2 separate regions of the Homo sapiens genome follow, and region 2 is linked to region 1. A link is an interaction called in ENCODE POLR2A ChIA-PET data of the cell type or tissue named here. Cell type or tissue: endothelial cell of umbilical vein. All regions are shown on one strand.

Evidence for each region. ChIA-PET counts read pairs that join two places held together with the same protein. Peaks named below come from ENCODE experiments on the same cell type or tissue, not always from the same donor. Only the 100,000 strongest peaks of a DNase experiment are listed, where the experiment ranks them.
Region 2: POLR2A ChIA-PET joins it to region 1 with 6 read pairs; 3 of 35 experiments call an interaction of 5 or more read pairs at or near these places.

The regions. Positions count from the first base shown.
Region 1 is chr1:35,412,317-35,417,316 of GRCh38, reverse strand. ZMYM4 (zinc finger MYM-type containing 4) reads right to left here. Exons shown (of 30, transcript NM_005095.3): 27 at 3,234-3,345; 28 at 1,603-1,851. Among named protein-coding and RNA genes, the nearest start is that of ZMYM4-AS1, 49 kb to the right of the region's middle. In endothelial cell of umbilical vein, no CTCF peak of the experiment used is centred here; no DNase peak of the experiment used is centred here.
Region 2 is chr1:35,286,281-35,291,280 of GRCh38, reverse strand. All of the region lies in intron 1 of ZMYM4 (zinc finger MYM-type containing 4), which reads right to left. Among named protein-coding and RNA genes, the nearest start is that of ZMYM4, 20 kb to the right of the region's middle. In endothelial cell of umbilical vein, no CTCF peak of the experiment used is centred here; DNase peaks (open chromatin) are centred at 2,290 and 3,120; H3K27ac peaks cover 2,272 bases.

The DNA of each region.
Region 1 (5,000 bases):
ACTTTTTCCATTCACTCCTCAAGAGAACACTAGATGGACCTAAGGAAAAAAGGTTTTCTTTCTTTTTTTTTTTTTTTTGGGAGACAGGGTCTCACTCTGTTGCCCAGGCTAGAGTGCAGTGACTCCATCACAGCTCACTACAGCCTCAAACTCCTGGGGTCAAGCAATCCTCCCGCATGAGCCTCCCAAAATATTGGGATTACAAGCATGAGCCATTGCACTCAGCCTATATCTGCTCTTAACAACCGGTATAGGACTTTCCCCAGCTTCCTGCATTATTACTTTAACAAAACTCACCCATTTTCCATTTAGCAGCTAGCTAAATAGAAAGACTTTGCTAGTTACTCACTTAGAAAGCAAGCTGAATTCACTACTAATCATGTCAAGCACCCAATCAGCAAACAGGGAAACATTATCCACCTGCCTTTCCCTCCCCCAGTTAATACCAACTGAGGCCAGGCATGGTGGCTCACGCCTGTAATCCCAGCACTTTGAGAGGCCGAGGCGGGTGGATCACCTGAGGTCAGGAGTTCGAGACCAGCTTGCCCAATATGGTGAAACCCCGTCTCTATTAAAAATACAAAAATTAGCCAGGCGTGGTAGCACATGCCTGTAGTCCCAGCTACTTGGGAGGCTGAGGCAGGAGAATTGCTTGAACCTGGGAGGCGAAGTCTGCAGTGAGCTGAGATCACACCACTGCACTCCAACCTGGGTGACAGAGTGAGACTTCATCTCAAAATAAATAAATAAATAAATAAAAATCAATTGAGAGCACAAAGTGGGTTACATATATATAAAACTAAGCAAACAGGACACAGACATTAGGTGAAAAAGATAATCTTAGTAAATGAACAATTCAGAAAAAAGTTTATACAAAGTTGAACATCACAAATACAGATTTTAGTTTCAGTGATTTAAATTCTCACATTCAAAAAATGTATTTCACTCTCAGAAACTGATTTTGGGAAGTTCAGGACTTATGATTCTATTCAAAAAATAATAAATTTAATTTCTAATCCTATAATACCAAGATTAAGTTTCTGAACATTAAAAACAAACTTATTTAATAGGCTGTTTTTGAAATGCAAGACAATAAACCTTCTAATAAAATTGTCACTGCTATTATTCTATTGTGTACAAAAGCAGTATATTGTAGGTCAGCTTTTAAGTTCCTTCAGAATTTCACAATGTTAACTAAAAAGAGGGGCTCTGGTCAAAAAAAGATTTAGAAACAATGGACTAAAAGTTCTGCAGGTTTCGTTTAACTAGTGATTGACTCATCTGGGGCTAGTAAATTAGTGATTCTCAACCCTGTTTGTATTTTTTAATTTCCTGAGAAGTTTTAAAATGCAGGCTATTTGAGCTCTGCCCAATTAAATCAAAATTTCTAATTTAAAAGCCAATGAAAGTATATTGAAGCACGTGATTCCTCTCACTTTGAGGCCAGCCTTTGACCACTCTCTGACAATAGAGAAAAATATTCAAATGTTAAAGGTACACTCTTTCACGTCTAGCATTTATAATTACCTTTCTGCAGTAACTCTCTATTTTAGTACTACTACTAAGACTTCAAAGAGAAATCTGACAAACAGTATCCCGTACCTGGTTCTGACTCCTGCTTCTGTAAAGGTGGGAAGAACCTCAGATATGTCATCTTGGTACTGTACTTCAGAGTCCTGGTCCGTCTCATCACATGGGCAAAGGAAAGCTTCAAGTGCTCAGTAACATTCTTTAGTTGGAAGTATTTGGTATTGAAGAAAAGGAGGGTGTTTAAAAGGACGATTGGTGAGTAAGCGCCCAGCTGTTTGCACTCCCACAAATGCTCTTCCTCAATGCGAGAGAACATGTAACCTAGACAGAAGAAGGGGTACAAGAAACAGTACTGAGCTCCTGCTAAAGTAGACTAAGTAATCTCTCAAATTCTAAGACAGGGAGATATAAAGAGAAAAACTGACTATTCCTCTTTCCCCTCTTCCTTATGCAGAAAACCAGAAAACGCACCACAAAGAAAAAGGCAGATGATTCCACTCAAGTAGACACCGTTCGTGGAGTCTCCTGAAACCGTTTTAATCTATTGATATTTTAGATTAGGGGTTAAGCTGTCTTTATAAAGGGCCAGAAAGTAAATATTTTGGGATGTGTAGGCCATATAGGCTCTGAACAACGCTGTTGCTGTAGAAACTAAGGAGCTGTAGAGAACACATAAACAGGCAGAGCTATATGCCAGTAAAATTTATTTATAGTCATATAATTTTCTTTTCTTTTTTTTGAGACAGGGTCTTACTCTGTCACCCAGGCTGGAGTGCAGTGGCACGATCAGGGCTCACTGCAGCCTCAAACTCCTGGGCTCAGGTGCTTCTCCCACCTCATCCTCCTGAGTAGCTGGGACTACAAGGCACCACCACCATGCCCAGCTAATTTTTTTTATTTTTTGTAGAGACAGAGTTTCACCTTGTTGCCCAGGCTGATCTTGAACTCCTGGGCTCAAGTGATCCTCCTGCCTCAGCCTTCCAAAGTCACACCTGGGACCACAGGTGTGAGCCACCACACCCAGCCATGAATTTAATATAATTTTCACATGATGAAATAGGAATTCTTAAAAAAATTTCCCCAACTATTTAAAAATGTAAAAACAATTTTTAGCTCATAGATTGCAAAACAGGGAGCAGGCCAGATTTGGCCCATGGACCATAGTTTGCAAACTCCTGTTGGAGATCATTAAGCTTACTGTTAAAGGTGCTCTGCAGCCCAACAGAAAGGTGCATATATTACTAAGCATAACATTGAACCTCTTCATTCACCTCAGCCTGAGACCTGGAGTGAATTATGGACTTGTCTGATGACATCTGGTCAAAGATAATTCAAGGACGAGGACTTAACTCTCTTAACAACAGTTCAGTATACATACAAACTACCAAAAAAGGTCCACTGTTAGCAGATATGATATGTGAAAGCTACACCAATGCTACCAGATCAAAAATGGTTTCTAAAAAGGTAAATGTAACTTCAAATTAGTTTATATTTTCTGCAATCAGTATCTATACATGTGCTATATGACTTGTACAGTTTTCCTAAAACAATCAACAATAAACCAAAGACCGTCTCCTCAGAAGTCCAAATATGGTATAAATCTGGACAGAAATAAAAATGAACAATTTTTTTAAAGATAACCAAAAAAGTTAAGCAATTTAAGAAAGCATATCATGAAAACAATAAAAAAAAAATCACCCTACCATTAGGAAGTATTGTAGGTTCCCATATTTTCAAGAGTTTGGTAAGTTCAATCATAAATCTGGAATAGGGCTCAGTAAAAATGTTATCTATTCTACCATTTTCAAACAGGTACTACAAGAAAAAAAAAAGAAAATATACATGTTGATAAAAAGAAAACATGAGTTCTTAAAAAATTATTGTAAGAAATACAGTTTACCCTTAATTTTTGCCCTTACAATATTATAAACCATGTTTAACCTCTCAGTACCTTAGAGATAGTTGTTAAAACACTAGAATTCAAGCTAAAGCTCCTGTTCTTATTAACACATTATCTTCAGCACTGACCTTGCAAGGTAAAGTTTTTGTACTTCGTTTTCAAACACGGATGGTACAGAAGAAGTATTATGAAGAACCCTTTACTTAGTTCCTAAAACTGACATACTAAAACTTGGTTCCAATGCACACGTTCCAAATCATGTTTTTCCTGATTCATAATGTGTATCTGCAGATGTGCTCTTTTGTTTTTTACCCTAGATACAAGATCATTTCTTGCAATCACACAGTTAGCTAATGTCAGTTGACCTGAGGAAACCCAAATTTAAAAACTATTTATTTGGAGCCTTCTAACTACAGCTCTCAACTCTGCCCCACAACCTAGCCCTCAAAAAAGTTCAAGTCTAATTATAGGACATTGAACTATGTTAATTATAACCATTAACAACCATATCATAGGCTAGAACAAAAAGAATACCTATAGTTTAAAAATGTATTGAGCCAGGAATGGTAATCCCAGTGCTTTGGGAGGCCAAGGTGAGAGGATCACTTGAGGTCAATAGTGCAAGACTAACCTGGGCAACACAGTGAGACCCATCTCTACAAAAAATTTAAAAACAAATAGCCAGGGGTGGTGGTGCATGCCTGTAGTCCTAACTGCTTGGGAGTCTGAGGCAGGAGGGTTGTTTGAACCTGGGAGTTTGAGACTGCAGCAAGCTATGATCATATCACTGCACTTCAGCCTGGGTAACAGAGCAAGACCCTGTCTCTTTTAAAAAGTACTGACGGCGCAGGTCAGATAAAATCAATTGAGACAGGGACACACCATGAGTAGTAACGGAATCCAAGGCAGCATGTAATTACGTGATAAAAGTATTTTGGTGTTTTTAAGGTTTAGTATTTTTAATTTATATTTCTGTGGCTATCTTGGTTTCTTGCATTTCTATGTATGATTTGGAGAAAATTATTTCCATTTAAATTTATTCTGGCTAACAAAAATTACCACTTCAATAGGCATTTTTATGAGGCCTCCTCAAAGGCAATTTATGAACTTATTGGCAGATTACAGTTTGTTGTTCAACAGTATTCCTCTTTTTCTTCTTTTAATATAGTCACTTTCAAGCTTAAAAATATATCTTCGTTATTGAAAAAGTTCAAAATAAAGAAAAAGTAGACTATTCAAACTCATTCAAACTCATCACACAAAGTCAACTACTATTCATATGCAAAAATATTTCCAATCTTTAAGAAATTCCATTATGCAGAAGTGAGTTTTGTACAGTTACAGAAATATATCAGTACATATAACGCAACATACATGTTTAAAAAAAGTCTCTTCCCCCTTAACCAGGAACAAGACAAGAATGCCTATCCTTGCCATTCTTCGTCAACACTGTACCGCGAATCCTAGCAGAGCAGCCAGGCAAGAAAAATAAATATAACGCATTCAAATAGGAAAGGAAGAAGTAAAATTATCTCTAGTTGCAGGTGACAGAATCCTATATATAGAAAAT
Region 2 (5,000 bases), 130 kb after region 1:
AAAACAAGCCACAAACTGGGGGGAATATTTTCAAAACATTAATAAAGGATGTGTATCCAAAATATATAAAGAACTCTCAAAACACAATATAAGAAGACATACAGTATTTATATGATCCAGTAATCCTACTCCTTTTACCCAAGAAAAATGAAAACATGTTTATATAAAAACCCATGAACAAGAAATGAAAATGTACTGCATCTTGATTATAGTGCTAATTTTACCACTATATGCATATGTCAAACCTTACAGAACTGTACAATGAAAGGATGAATTTTACTCTATATAAATTATACTGTAATAAACCTTATTTCAAAAATATTTATCACATGCCTGAACCAGTAATTTAATTTCTAGAGAACTAGAGCTACAGACAGAAACTACATATAATGCTATTTGGTTTAGCTTCTTTTTTAAAAATAACAGCTTTATTGAGATATAATTCAAATGCCACATAACTCATCAATTTAAATTGCACAATTCAATTGTGCTTAGTATATTCAGAGCAGTACAATCATTACCACAATCAATTCTAGAATATTTTCATCCAGCCAGGCATGGTGGCTCATTCCTATAATCCCAACACACTTTGGAAGGCCAAGGCAGGAAGATTGTTTGAGGCCAGGAGTTCAAGACCAGCCTGGGCAACATAGCAAGACCCCAATCTCTACAAAAAATGAAAAATGAGCCAGGCATGGTGGCATGCACCTCTAGTCCTAGCTATTGGAGAGGCAGGAGGATCCCTTGAGCTCAGGAGTTCAAAGCTGCAGTGAGCTATGATTGCACCACTGCACCCCAGCCTGGGTGACAGAGCCGGATCCCGTCTCTAAAAAAATAAAAACTAAGTAAGTAAATAAGATCAGGAAACAGAACTGTACATGTGATGTTAACCATGTAAAAACACATACCTGCAAAGAAATATCCTAGAAAGAAATATGCTAAGCATAAGTACAATTAGTAGTTATGGCTGAATAAAATATGATTTTTAAAAAGACAAGAAAACTGGAAAGTCAGTCCAGGAGAGATGGCTCACGCCTGTAATCCCAGCATTTTGGGAGGCCAAGGCGGGTGGATCACTTGAGGTCAGGAGTTCAAGGCCAGCCTGGCCAACATGGAGAAACCCTGTCTCTACTAAAAATACAAAAATTAGCTGGGCGTGGTAGTGCGCATCTGTAATCTCAGCTACTTCAGAGGCTGAGGTGGGAGAATCACTTGAGCCCGGAAGCCAGGGGCTGCAGTGAGTTGAGATCGCACCACCGCACTCCAGCCTAGGTGACAGAGTGAGACTCCATCTGAAAGAAAAGAAAAGAAAAGAAAAAAAAGAAAAGAAAGAAAACTGGCAAGTCAATCACTATGATATATTGTCATAATTTATATAAGTGAATGGTATGAAAAGCAGCTATTATACATAGAATACAACAATCTAAAAAGGTCTTTAGGATATATGGTAAAAGTATCTGGACCAGTGGTATTCAACCAGGGGCAATTTTGTTCCCCAGAAGATACTGGTAATGTCTGGAGATATTTTTAGTTACCACAACTAGTGGGGCAGTGCTATTGACATCTTAGTTGATAGTGGGTTAAGTATGCAGCTGAATATCCCACAATGCACAAGACAATACCCCACAACAAAGAATTACCTGGTCCATAATGCCAACAGTGCCAACGTTGAGAACCCCTGATTCAGACTACACTGTAGGTGTTAAGTAATCACCAATTTTTAAATCAGTGGAGTGATCTAAAGTAAGGAAATAATAGCTTCCTCCTTCATCCCGACCACTGTGTATTCTTTCCCCAGTTTTCCTATCTCAATTAATGGTGCCACCAACTATCTAGCACTAACCCTGCTACCTAGGGGTTAGTGGTCTTCTTTATTTCACTACATTTATCAACAAGTCCTATTGACTGTACCTCCAAAATATATCCCAACCAATTCTCATCATCTACACTCTACTCCAATGATTACTTTCATACCTGAATTATACCAATAGCTTCCTAACTGACCCTCTGTTTCCCATCTTGCTCCCTGAAGTTCATCTCATATACAGGAGCCAAAAGAATCTTTTTAAGAGATCATACTCTTTAGATCATACACAAAAACCAACATGCTCAGAGAATTATCTATTCTTCCTACTGCAATCACTATCATATTATCTTATGCTGTCCTGTTTTCTTCACTACCTAAAATTATTTTCTCTATTTCTTTTTTATTTTCTATCTTACCCCCACCACTAGCACAAAGCTTAACTTCCTTATTATTCTTTGTCCAGCACTTGGAACCACATCTGACACATGTCCTAAATATTTGTTCAATGAATGAATCTCTTCTGTACTAATGGTCTATTTGTTCTACTGGAGACAGAGTAACAATAAATCTGAGCAGGAAGGAGACTGAATCTCCTAAAGTGAACTGATATTCCCAATGTTAGTCAGCCAGGACACAAATTATAGGTCATGAAATAAGGTCTTTGGAAGAAAGGAAAAAAATAAGTTAATTCCCCCAGATTTCAACCTGCTTCTGAGTTTCAAAGAAAAGATGCCCTCTGCTCACCATGAGACAACTGAAAGCTCAGCAAGTAGATGCTGCCTATTTCTCCTAGATCAGCCACACATAATACATATATAAATACATACATATTTGTTCTGCAATTCCCTATTATACTAAGTTTTTAATAAAGTCTGTTTTGAAATAATCACAGCCTGGTCTCAGCTGTGCTGGGTGGAATTAGGCAAAGATTCTGTCACCACAGAGGGTGGGGTCACGAGCAGGGCCTCTACCAAAGCTAGCGTGATAGTAGCAAAGACATTCAGAAAGAAACTCTCCCACAAAGAAAAAGTAAATTTCTGATAGGAGTCAGAGCTGTAAGGCAAGCTGCCTTTCGCCACAGGAAAAAACTCTGACCAATAACCACCTTAGAGAACTGGAATAATAAGGGAGCCAACTTGTTACCTCAAAGATAAACATGTTTTCATTTTAGAAGAAAAATCTGTCTCCAATGTGTAAAAATGAATGGGGTAGAGGAAACAGTAAAGAAGGGAGTGCGAAAAGAAGAGTTGTAAAAGCAAGGAAAGTCAAAAGACAAAACATGCAAAATGAGTACCAGAACTAAGGTGGTGGCAGTAGAACATCAAAAATGTTTTTAAAATCATACCTGATGTAGTATTAACAAGACTTAGCAATTAAAACTAAACAGTAAGGGAAAGGGAAGAAACAAAAGATGACTCACAGATTTCTAACTTGGGTGACTAGAAGCCAGTAACTAATAGAGATAATATGTGAAGAATAACAGACTGGGGCTGCAGAGGGCTATGATCTTGCCACTGCATTCCATCCAGGGCAACATAGCAAGACTGTCTCTAAAATAAAAATAAAAATAGGCCGGGAGTGGGGGCTCACGTCTGTAATCCTAGCATTTTGGGAGGCCAAGGCTGGTAGACCGCGAGGTCAGGAGTTCGAGACCAGCCTGACCAACATGGTGAAACCCCATCTCTACTAAAAATACAAAAATTAGCCAGGCATGGTGGCGCATGCCTGTAATCCCAGCTACATGGGAGGCTAAGGCAGGAGAATCGCTTGAACCCGGGAGATGGAGGTTGCAGTGAGCCGAGATTGCGTCACTGCATTCCAGCCTGGGTGACAGAGCAAGACTCCGTCCCCCAAAAAATAAAATAAAATAAAAATAAAAATAAAATAAATAGGAAAAATAACAAGTTGAGAAGGGGAGGGCACTAGGTGTGTGAGCAAGTAATTGGCAGGGAAGAAGGAAGTAGGAGTTCAGTTGTAGACATAGTGAATTTGCAGTATTTGTATGACAGCAAAAACACAAGATTTTTAGTTTTAAAGACAAAAACAGAAGCGAAGAAGTAAAATGGAAATCACATAATGTACTTAATGGGTAGATCCTAAAACTACTACTATAAGCCAGTGGCTGATGCCTGTAATCCCAGCACTTTGGGAGGCCAAGGAAGGAGGATCACTTGAGGCCAGGAGTTCAAGGCCAGCCTGGGTAATATAGCAAGACCCCATCTCTTAAAAAATACTAAGTAAAAAAAAAAAAAAAATTAAGTAAAACCACTATTGTAGAAGAGATTGCTCAAGAAAATACAAGCTGAGGGAATAACACTTATTGAGCACGCAAAAAGAGCAATTCAAGAGGAGAACCATGAGAATGCCATCTCATAAAACAAGGAAAAAGTCGAGGAAGGAAGGGCAACAGAAATAAGAAAGGTCAAATAAAGATCTAAGAAAAGTCAAATAAAATAATCTCTGAAAAGCATCCATTAGATTTGGTGATTATTAGATCATTTCAGTGTTCCTAAAGAGAAGAATTTCAGTGCCAAAACAGAAAGATAAGCTAGGGCCAGGCAGGGTGGTTCACACCTATAATCTTTGGGAGGCAGAGGTGGAGGACTGCTTGAGCCCAGGAGTTCAAGACCAGCCTGGACAACATATGGAGACCCTGTCTCTACAAAAAAAAAAAAAAAAAAAAAAAAAAAAAAAAAAAAAATTATTTAAATAGCCAGGCACAAGGGTATTGTCTGTGGTCCTAGCTGCTCAGGTGGGTGAGGTGGGAGGATTGCTTGAGCCCAGGAGGTCAAGCCTTCAGTGAGCCGTGATCATGCCACTGCATTCCAACCTGGGCAACAGAGTACGATCCTGTCTCTTAAAAAAAAAAAAAAAAAAAATAGGCAGACAGAGGCAGGCAGGCTCAGGAGTGAATGGGAAATAAGCAACTTACACCATCTCATAAAGATTCTAACTTCAAAAAGCTTGTCTGAGTTCAGGCTGTGGTCTCCAGATAACATCTTCCACTGAAAGGTACTGAGGCGTCTTGCAAAACAAGTTAATTCCAGGTCTGAAGTAGCGTATGTATAGATGAGCCTGGTTCTATTTTTTTGGCGGACGGGGAGGAATCTTTCAAGGACTATTGGAGTTAAGTCAAAGGGATACAGGTGTTTCAGTATTTTTTTTTTCTTCTTGACTCTAATGTAAATGAAAT